2 separate regions of the Homo sapiens genome follow, and region 2 is linked to region 1. Evidence: read pairs that join two places in POLR2A ChIA-PET (ENCODE). Cell type or tissue: OCI-LY7. All regions are shown on one strand. Links, peaks and the distances in the headings refer to the core of each region. The heading gives the core; the rest is flanking DNA.

Region 1 (4,401 bases), core at 91-4,090:
CCTGATCTGCATGTCTGCTTATCTGACGTCCCCCCTTGGATGTGTAACAGACAAGTTGACCTCCACATACTCCAGATGAGGCTTTTGACTCCTCCTGCCACTCCCTCAGCAAATCTCTTCCTCCCTCAGTCTCTCCTAATTGAGGAAATGACATTGAGCACCACAGTTGCTGAGGATGAGACCCTGGCTGCTTTCAGGAGTCTTCCCTCTCACCAAGTCAGAAAGGAATGTGCTTTCTACCAGAAGCATTGGCCACTCACAGTGATGCAGGGAAGCCATGAGCTTGTGCAGGAGCTGAGCTCCATCTGATGCAGTCACAGGGATGGAGAATCTTGAAGCAGGTTAGATGAGCTGGTCTCCAGGTCCTCTGAGTAGCTTTTCTTTAAAATATATTCCCAAGCCATCATGTCTCCCCATAGCTCCTGAGGCTGCCCTCGTGGAAGCCACCGCCATCTCTCAGGTATTGGAAGTCTCACCTGGTCCTTCCTTTCCTTACTGACAATTCCCTACCCTGAAGGTGGAGTGAGGCTCACAAGGAACCTCTCCATCCACATCACATCGCAAATCTTCATTGCTCCTCCACAAGGCTCTCCTTGACCAGGCCCGAGACCTGCAACCTCACCTTGCTCACTATCTCCACCACACTGTGCTTCTGCCTCCAGGTTGAGGCCTCTCCTGCCTCCTGCTTGGCTTCCTCCTTCTCAGGCCTTTACTCAGAGAGTTGCATCATGATGATCCAGTCTCAGGTGCTGCTTCGGCCTACCTTGGCCACCCCCGCACATAGTTAACTTCTCAAAAGCATCTATTACCTTTGTAGCATCAACACAAACCTGCCCTTTCCCTAAAATGTGAGCCCCAAAGGTCTGGAGATTTCACTGCCTTGCTCAGGCTTCAGGGTTTAACCAGAGGCTGGCAAAATCCTGCTTGATGGAAACATGTTGCTCTTTGCTTTTTAGGATTTCCACAGTGAATATACAACTGACCCTTGAACAATGTGGGGATGCTGACCACCCACCCTGTAGTAAAAATTCATGTGTAACTTTTGACTCCCCCAAAACTTAACTAATAGTCTACTGTTGACCAGAAGGCTTACCTATAACATAAATAACTGATTAACACATATTTTGCATGTTATATGTATCATATACTATATTCTTATAGTGAGGTAAGCTAGAGAAGAAAATGTCATTAAGAAAATCATAAGGAATAGAATATATGTTTACAATACTGTACTGTATTTATCAATACCATAAATTTACTGTCATCTGTTTACAAGATGACTCATCCATCTGAAATGGCAGGCAACCATGGCTACAGTCCTCCATCTACAATCCTCATCAAGCAATTCAGCTTTTTCTTATAATGTCATGACTTCTTGGGAGCACTTCCAGCCTCACTGTGACCCTTCACATGGGACCCATGGTGTTATTCAGGTTGTACGGTATTGCACTAAACATTATGAAAAATACTTGAGAACTGCAAGAGATCACTTATTAAAGATCACTTTTTACTGCAATATGCAATTTACTGGAGAGATGAACTGCTCACACAGAGATGATGAGCATCACACAGTGATTTAGGCAGGTACTTGCAACTCTCGAGCTCATCACAATAGCAACAGGAAGTGGCTATGAAATTATTACAGCAGTACAGTGTGTACTGCAGTTAATTTTATGCAATTATGATTTAATACTGCATCTTTATATTTATTTACATTTTCCTCGACTGTGAATGGCATATAAGTATTTATGTGTAAGTTTTGATAAATTTTAATTTTAATAATAGAGTTGTACACATTTTATGGTAGTAAATGAAAAAATAGACTACATATATTTTGTGCATTCAATATACACTTAACTTTTTCTTAACTTTTTTTTTTTTTTTTTGAGATGAAGTCTCGCTCTGTTGCCCAGGCTGGAGTGCAGTGGCACAATCTCGGCTCACTGCAAGCTCCGCCTCCCCAGTTCACGCTGTTCTCCTGCCTCAGCCTCCCAAGTAGCTGGGATTACAGGTGCCCACCACCACGCCTGGCTAACTTTTGTATGTTTAGTAGAGACGGGGTTTCACCTTGTTAGCCAGGATGATCTCGATCTCCTGACCTCGTGATCTGCCCTCCTCAGCCTCCCAAAGTGCTGGGATTAGAGGCGTGAGCCACAGCGCCCGGCCAACATTTTTTATATTTCTGGGCTATGGAGTTCATCTGCAAGTTTTTAAAATTGTCAAAAACCTTCAAAACTTTTTTCCAATATTTTTGTTGAAAAAAAATCCGCATATAAGTGAACCCACATGGTTCAAACCTGTAACGTTCAAGGGTCAAAATTGTATGTTGCTTTTGTAATAAAAATGCTAAACATGCAATTGCTGTGTGTCCAGATGGAGGCTAACAGGGCCAGAATCAGAGAACCCTGGCAACTAATCTGCGAGATGCTCCAGCCCTGTGGCTGCTTCAGATGGAGCTTGGTTCCTACATAAGCTCCTGGCCTCTTAAGGGAAGGGAACTCACTCCAATGTGTGCCGATGCTTCTGTTGGAAAACACTTTCTTATCTGATTCCCCATCTCTCCTTCCCCATCTCTCCTCCTCCATTTCCCGTCTTCCAACTGTGCACAGGACAAAGAGAACACAGCCAGTTCTGCTTCCCCAAAACAACCTGCAAATGCTTGCTCTTGGCAGCCACTCCAAGTCAATGCATTCTTCCTGCCTTGACATTATTTCAAGACCTCTCACTCATTTTGTCCAAACAATTTCATATCACCCAAGCTCCTCTTAAAAGTGCACCGGCCCCAGTGACGCTGCCAAGATTTCCTGGGCCCGTGTCCAGCTGTCCATGAATGCAGCTATGGGTGGCCCCATCCATCCAACATCTCCGCTGGGCTTCTGGAGAATGAACAGCTTCCCTTTTCAAAAGCATGTGGTCAAAACACATCCCCCACACTCAATTTACAAATTAAGATGGTTGCCTTTACCCTGTTCCCCCTCCTTATGATGGTCCCACCCATTTCCATCTGGCACCATTCATCACATTAGCTCGGGGTTACTCAACCTTGGCACTCTTGACATTTGGGCTGGATCCTTCTCTGTTATGTGTGTAGGGTCGGGGGCTGTCTCATCTAGTACAGACTATTGAGCAGCATCCCTGGCCTCTCCCCACTAGATGCCAGTAGCACCCCATTCCCCAATCATGACAGCCAAACATCGTCTCCAGATATTGCCAAGTGTTCCCTAAGGGTAACTTACCCCTGACTGGAAACCACTGTGTCAGCTGTTGTGGACACAAATCTGATGTGCCCATTTTATTGCTCTAGCCCAGGGGTGTCCAATCTTTTGGCTTCCCTGGGCCACACTGATAAAAGAAGGATTGTCTTGGGCCACATATAAAATATACTAATACTAATGATAGCTGATGAACTACAGAAAAGAAGGGAAAGAAATCTCATAATGTTCTAAGAAAGCTTACAAATTTTAGTTGGGCCACATTCATAGCTATCCTGGACCACATGTGGCCTATGGGTCATGGGTTGGATAAGCTTGTTCTAGCCTTTTTACCAATAAATTAGATGAACAAATATTCCCCTATTTAATTTGTTAACATCATTGCCAATGAACAAAAGACAAGGCTGGAAAGGAATGGTACCCCGTGGAGGTGGTTCCACTGGGCCAGAGAGCAGGAAACCCAGGGACACAGAGGTGAGAATCGGGAACGCTGGCGACCCGGCCCAGCTTTGTGTGACCTGGGCACTATAGCAATAGAGTTCTTCACTGGTGAAAGGGGATGACAGTATACCAAAGCCACTGTAACTAATTTCAGTCATGAGTGGGGAGTGTGGAGGGGTGCCCAGGGCAACTGGACCCTCTCAAGTGGGAACTTTGAATAGAAGAGGGAAGGATAAGTCATGGTGAGATGAAGGAAAAAGCACGGGCAGCCAGACCCACACTTCATAAGAAGGCATGCATGTGTGTGCATGTGTGTGCACACATGTGTGTGCATGAGGCTGGGAGACAGACGGACATGCCCACCCCCACCTGAAGATGGTGGAAAGTCAGTGAGGGCTTGGACTGAACCAAAGACAATGCTTCCTTACCTCAAAATCCTCCCTAGTGCCAGTCAGGCTTCACCTTGCACGTGATACACCATGAGGAGTTAAATCTAGAACGGAGTCAGATTTATTCTACAGGCTTTGATTCTTTCTGCCCCACACCAAAGAAGCCCTGCCAGCCACCCTCCTGGAGCCTGCAGAAATGGATGAGCCCATCATATCCCACTAGCATCCTCATGTCTTCCATGTGTTTTATTTAAATTATACTGTATCCTTTTGCACTTACTGGCATGTTTCAATCTTCTCTTCCAACTAGACTTCCATAGTCCATTTCCCCTATGCCAGGACTAAAGCTGACTATACAA
Region 2 (4,401 bases), core at 240-4,239, 120 kb after region 1:
AATGTGTGTGAGAATCTAGAGTCCATCGCAGGTGTGCATTGCTGGAGAGCACCTCCTCAACCTTACACAACAGTGCTAAATTGCCTTCTTTCCAAATGGTGGCACCAATTCATGTGCTTGCTGCAGGCATTCATGCGTTCAAGCTGCTACACATCCTCTTTGACACTTGGGATTCTCTGACTTATAATTTGTTTTCGGTCTGATGAGTAAGAAATGCTATGTGATTATTGAAATGCTCATTTCATTGATTATCAGTGTGGTTGACCTTTTAAAAAATATTTTTACTGGTCATTTGCTTTTCTTGTGAATTGACTCTTTAGTTATCCTACACATGTTGCTTCCTTTAAAAAAATCATTTTTGAAAGTCTTCATATTAATTTGTTGTTAAACTTTTCTTTAGGGCATTAAATATATTTTCTTCCAGGCTGTCTTTGCTTATTTATTCATTTGAGACAGAGTCTTGCTCTGTCACCTAGGCTGATGTGCAGTGGCGAGATCTCAGCTCACTGTAGGCTCTGCCTCTCAGGTTTAAGCAATTATTGCGCCTCGACCTCTTAGGAAGCTAGGATTACAGATGTGCACCACCACACCTGGCTAATCTTTGTATTTTTAGTAGAGATGGGGTTTTACCAGGTTGGCCAGGCTGGTTTCGATCTCCTGGCCTCAAGCAATTGGCCCACCTCAGCCTCCCAAAGTGCTGGGATTACAGGCATGAGCCACTATGCCTGGCCTATTTTTATGTTATTTTTAAAAATAAATTTTATTGGTTTCATGTGGATGAATCAATTTTTTTATTGTTTTCTTTTCTTTCTGTGCCTTTTCAGTGAAACTCTACACTATGTTGGAGTTCTCCTGGAAGAATAGTATCCCTCTCTTCCTAATATTCCGATTGTTGTGTTAATTATTACTTTTAGCTATTTCCAGCAATGCCTGTGTGAACATTTTTTTACACATCACTTTGTAAATATGTGTGAGAATCTACTGTCCATCGCAGGTGCGACATTGCTGGAGTGCACCTTCTCAACCTTACACAACAATGCCAAATTGCCTTCTTTCCAAATGAGAAGGAAGAAAAGAAAGAAGAAAAATATTCTTTTTCTCAAAAGAAGAAAAGTACTTCTTCCAGGAATTCTCAAAAGTTGACATTCTCCTGTATTTATTTGTGAGCATTTGTATTAGTTCATTCTTGCACTGCTGTAAAAAAAAAAAAATACCCGAGACTGGGTAAATTATAAAAAGAGGTTTAATTGGCTCATGGTTCTGCAGGCTGTACAGGAAGCATGGCAGCATTTGGTTGGCTTCCAGGGAGACCTCAGGAACTTTCAATCATGGTGGAAGGCAAAGGAGAAGCAGGCACGTCTTACCGGGCCAGAGCAGGAGAAAGAGAGTTGGGGAAGTACTGCACACTTTTAAACATCCAGATCTCACAGGAACTCTTATCATGAGAGCTGCACCAAAGGGCTGGTTCTAAACCATTCATAGAGGATCCATGGCCGTGATCCAATTGCCTCCCACAGGCCTCACCTCCAACATTGGGGATTGCAATTCAACATGAGATTTGGGCAGGGACACAGATCCAGCTCGCACTAGCATTGGAAATTTTTTCATTCCGTATTTGAGTTTGTGATCCATGTTGAATGTCTTTTCATATACTTTTATGAAGATGTCAGTTAGGGATCAAAATGCACTTTTTCTCCATACAAATAAACAACTATTTTAGCTCTATTTTTTACTCATAAGGCCACCTCTTTCATTGATCAAGTTTCTATATAGGTTTGTGGGTCTATTTACAGACTTTTTATTTTTGTTTTAGGTCAATTTATTTCCTGAATCAAAGTCCCATTGTATTAATTAATATACTATTATTATTATCTTATTTTTTTTTTTTTTTGAGATGGAGTCTCGCTCTGTTGCCCAGGCTGGAGTGCAGTGGCATGATCTCAGCTCACTGCAACCTCCACCTCTTGGGTTCAAGTGATTTACAGCTAATTTTAATATTTTTAGTAGAAACGGGGTTTCACCATGTTGGCCAGGCTGGTCTTGAACTCCTGACCTCAAGTGATCTGCCCGCCTCGGCCCCCCAAAGTGCTGAGGTTACAGGCGTGAGCCACTGTTCCCAGCTTATTAATATACTATTATAATATGCTCATATAATATAACATAATAGTTCTATAATATAGTAGGTCTTAATATCTGGCAGGGAAAAGACACTCTATATTTCTCTTATTTTTTTTCCCAAAATTATCTATGGCCTTCCTAGCACTTTGCTCTTCCTTATCAATTTTAGAATCTGTCTGTCCTGCTCATAAATGTTTTATCAGGACTTTGTGGACTTGGATTGAATTTATGGATTGATTAGGGGAAAATCAACCTCTGGTGGTGAGTCTTTCTATTTTTGAATATGGTATATTTATTGCTCAAATGATTTAGGTCTTCTGAAATGACTTTTAATAAAGTTTCATAATTTTCTCTGTAGAGGCTTATTTTTTATTGCTATTGTAAGAGTAACTTCTTAAATTAAAATTTCAGACAGATGCTTACGTATAAGGGTACATTCAATCTAAATTTATTGATTCTGTATTCAGCCAATTTGCTAAACTCCCTTTTAATTCTGATATTATGCCTGCAAATTCTTTTGGACAGTTTTTGTATATGTAACTAAATGTAATTTTGTTCAATCTTCTCCGATTAATTATTTTTCTTTTCTGACAGGGATCTTAAATAAATTGAAGCATTGAGTCAATTACATTAATTGTGATTATTTTGATAGTGGAATTTTAAAAAATTTTCATTGTATATTCTATATATGCTCTTGCTCTTATTCCTGGGGCAGGCCAGGTCTCCCTAACGGCTGAACAGGCAGGCCTCCATAACAGATGTTTCAGCACTGACTGAGTGGTTAAGCTACTCAGCTTAAGTGGTTAGGATTAAACAAATTTTATTGGGGGTCTGAAGGAACTCCCCAAACCTCCATGATTTAGCAGGAGACAAGATAAGGGTAATCACCGCAGCACCTGGACTCATTTAGATTAAGTAAATTTACTGAGGCTCCAGAGGAAGGTCTTGAGGACTCGGATCTTAGTTATAGATTAGAAGAAGTTAATTGCTTATGTATTTAGATGCATGCACATTAACAGATAAACATATAGCTTAGAAGGTATATAAGCTCTGGAAAACTTTGTAATTTTGAGTTGATCTGGTGATAATTTCCAGGCTTTCTCCCTCTAATTGATTACAGAAATAAACTCCCTCCTTTCCCAGTTCATCTGCATCTTGTTATTGGTCCACAAGAATAAACAGCCTGACCCTTGGTTTTGTCTGGGAACACTTTCTTGAATTTAAAGATCATTTGGAATTATTCTTTTCCCTCATTCCATTTTCCCCCTGTGTTTATTTGGAAGTTTTATGCTATGTTTCTGTGCATTTAGTGGTTACTCTTGTTCTCTTGTTTCTGTGTGTGTGCTTGTGTGTATTTTAATTCTGAGCTCCTTGGTTATGGAGAAGCTCTCAGTAGCACCATGTGAGGTCCTGGGTGTAATTTTATCCTTCAGAGGGTTTGCATTCACTCCTGTGGGTACCATGGTGGTGCTACCTACCAGAAGCCACTGTAATTTGTTTACTTAAAGCTTTTGTACCACAAAAATAGTATGATTCAGTCCAAAAACAGCTTGGGGGTACCTTGGGCTTACAAATTATCAGCGGCAATTTTACTTCCTTCAATTGTCAAGGTAGAGATGATCAAGTTCTTCACCAGGCATAGGTGATTTCTTCTTCACCCACACTGGGAGCCACATCACTGGGGCCTCCAGCTATCTGTGTGCACTGTCTCCTCTGTTCTACCTCTCCTTTTCCACACACCTGATGCCCTTTGTGTAGAAACTTGAGGTCTCCAGGGAATTGCAGGTGGCCTTGAGGAAGTTTTCTTTGCTGTTCTCCTTTCAGGATTCTTGTCCCCTCATTCCTCCTCACCACCCTTCCTTTCCTTTGGCTCTGCAAATTCCTTCTTTTGTGCCTTGAAATTAATTTAAGAAAATGTTTCATAAAGTATGCATTTTATTTTGTATTTAGTTGTTTCATTTGGAGGGTTGTTCATGGCATCCTGCCATAATCCTGAAATTTGAGAGTTGAAACATACATGATGAAAAATGGCAAAATTTGCAGCAGAAAGGCACGGCATGATCAATTTTAATGTGTTGTTTCTTGGCAACATTTGACAACACTCTCCTTTTCTAAGGCGGCAGTGTGTCTGGAGCCAGGACATCCTGGCTTGTGTGTTACCTTCACCACTTGCTGGCTCTGTGACCTGGGACAAATTTCATCATTCTTGTGTCCTCAGCTTTCTCATCTCATACTTACTGTTTATTCCAAGAAACAAAACGCTGTATGAATACCCTACTGATG

The links. Peaks named below come from ENCODE experiments on the same cell type or tissue, not always from the same donor. Only the 100,000 strongest peaks of a DNase experiment are listed, where the experiment ranks them.
Region 2: POLR2A ChIA-PET joins it to region 1 with 6 read pairs; 2 of 35 experiments call an interaction of 5 or more read pairs at or near these places.

What each region holds. Positions count from the first base shown.
Region 1 is chr9:90,833,772-90,838,172 of GRCh38, reverse strand. The region is part of intron 1 of SYK (spleen associated tyrosine kinase); the gene reads right to left. Among named protein-coding and RNA genes, the nearest start is that of SYK, 34 kb to the right of the region's middle. In OCI-LY7, for the core only: a CTCF peak has its summit at 3,195 (motif pointing right); a DNase peak (open chromatin) is centred at 1,592; H3K27ac peaks cover 1,234 bases.
Region 2 is chr9:90,713,270-90,717,670 of GRCh38, reverse strand. No RefSeq gene overlaps it. Among named protein-coding and RNA genes, the nearest start is that of DIRAS2, 73 kb to the right of the region's middle. In OCI-LY7, for the core only: no CTCF peak of the experiment used is centred there; no DNase peak of the experiment used is centred there.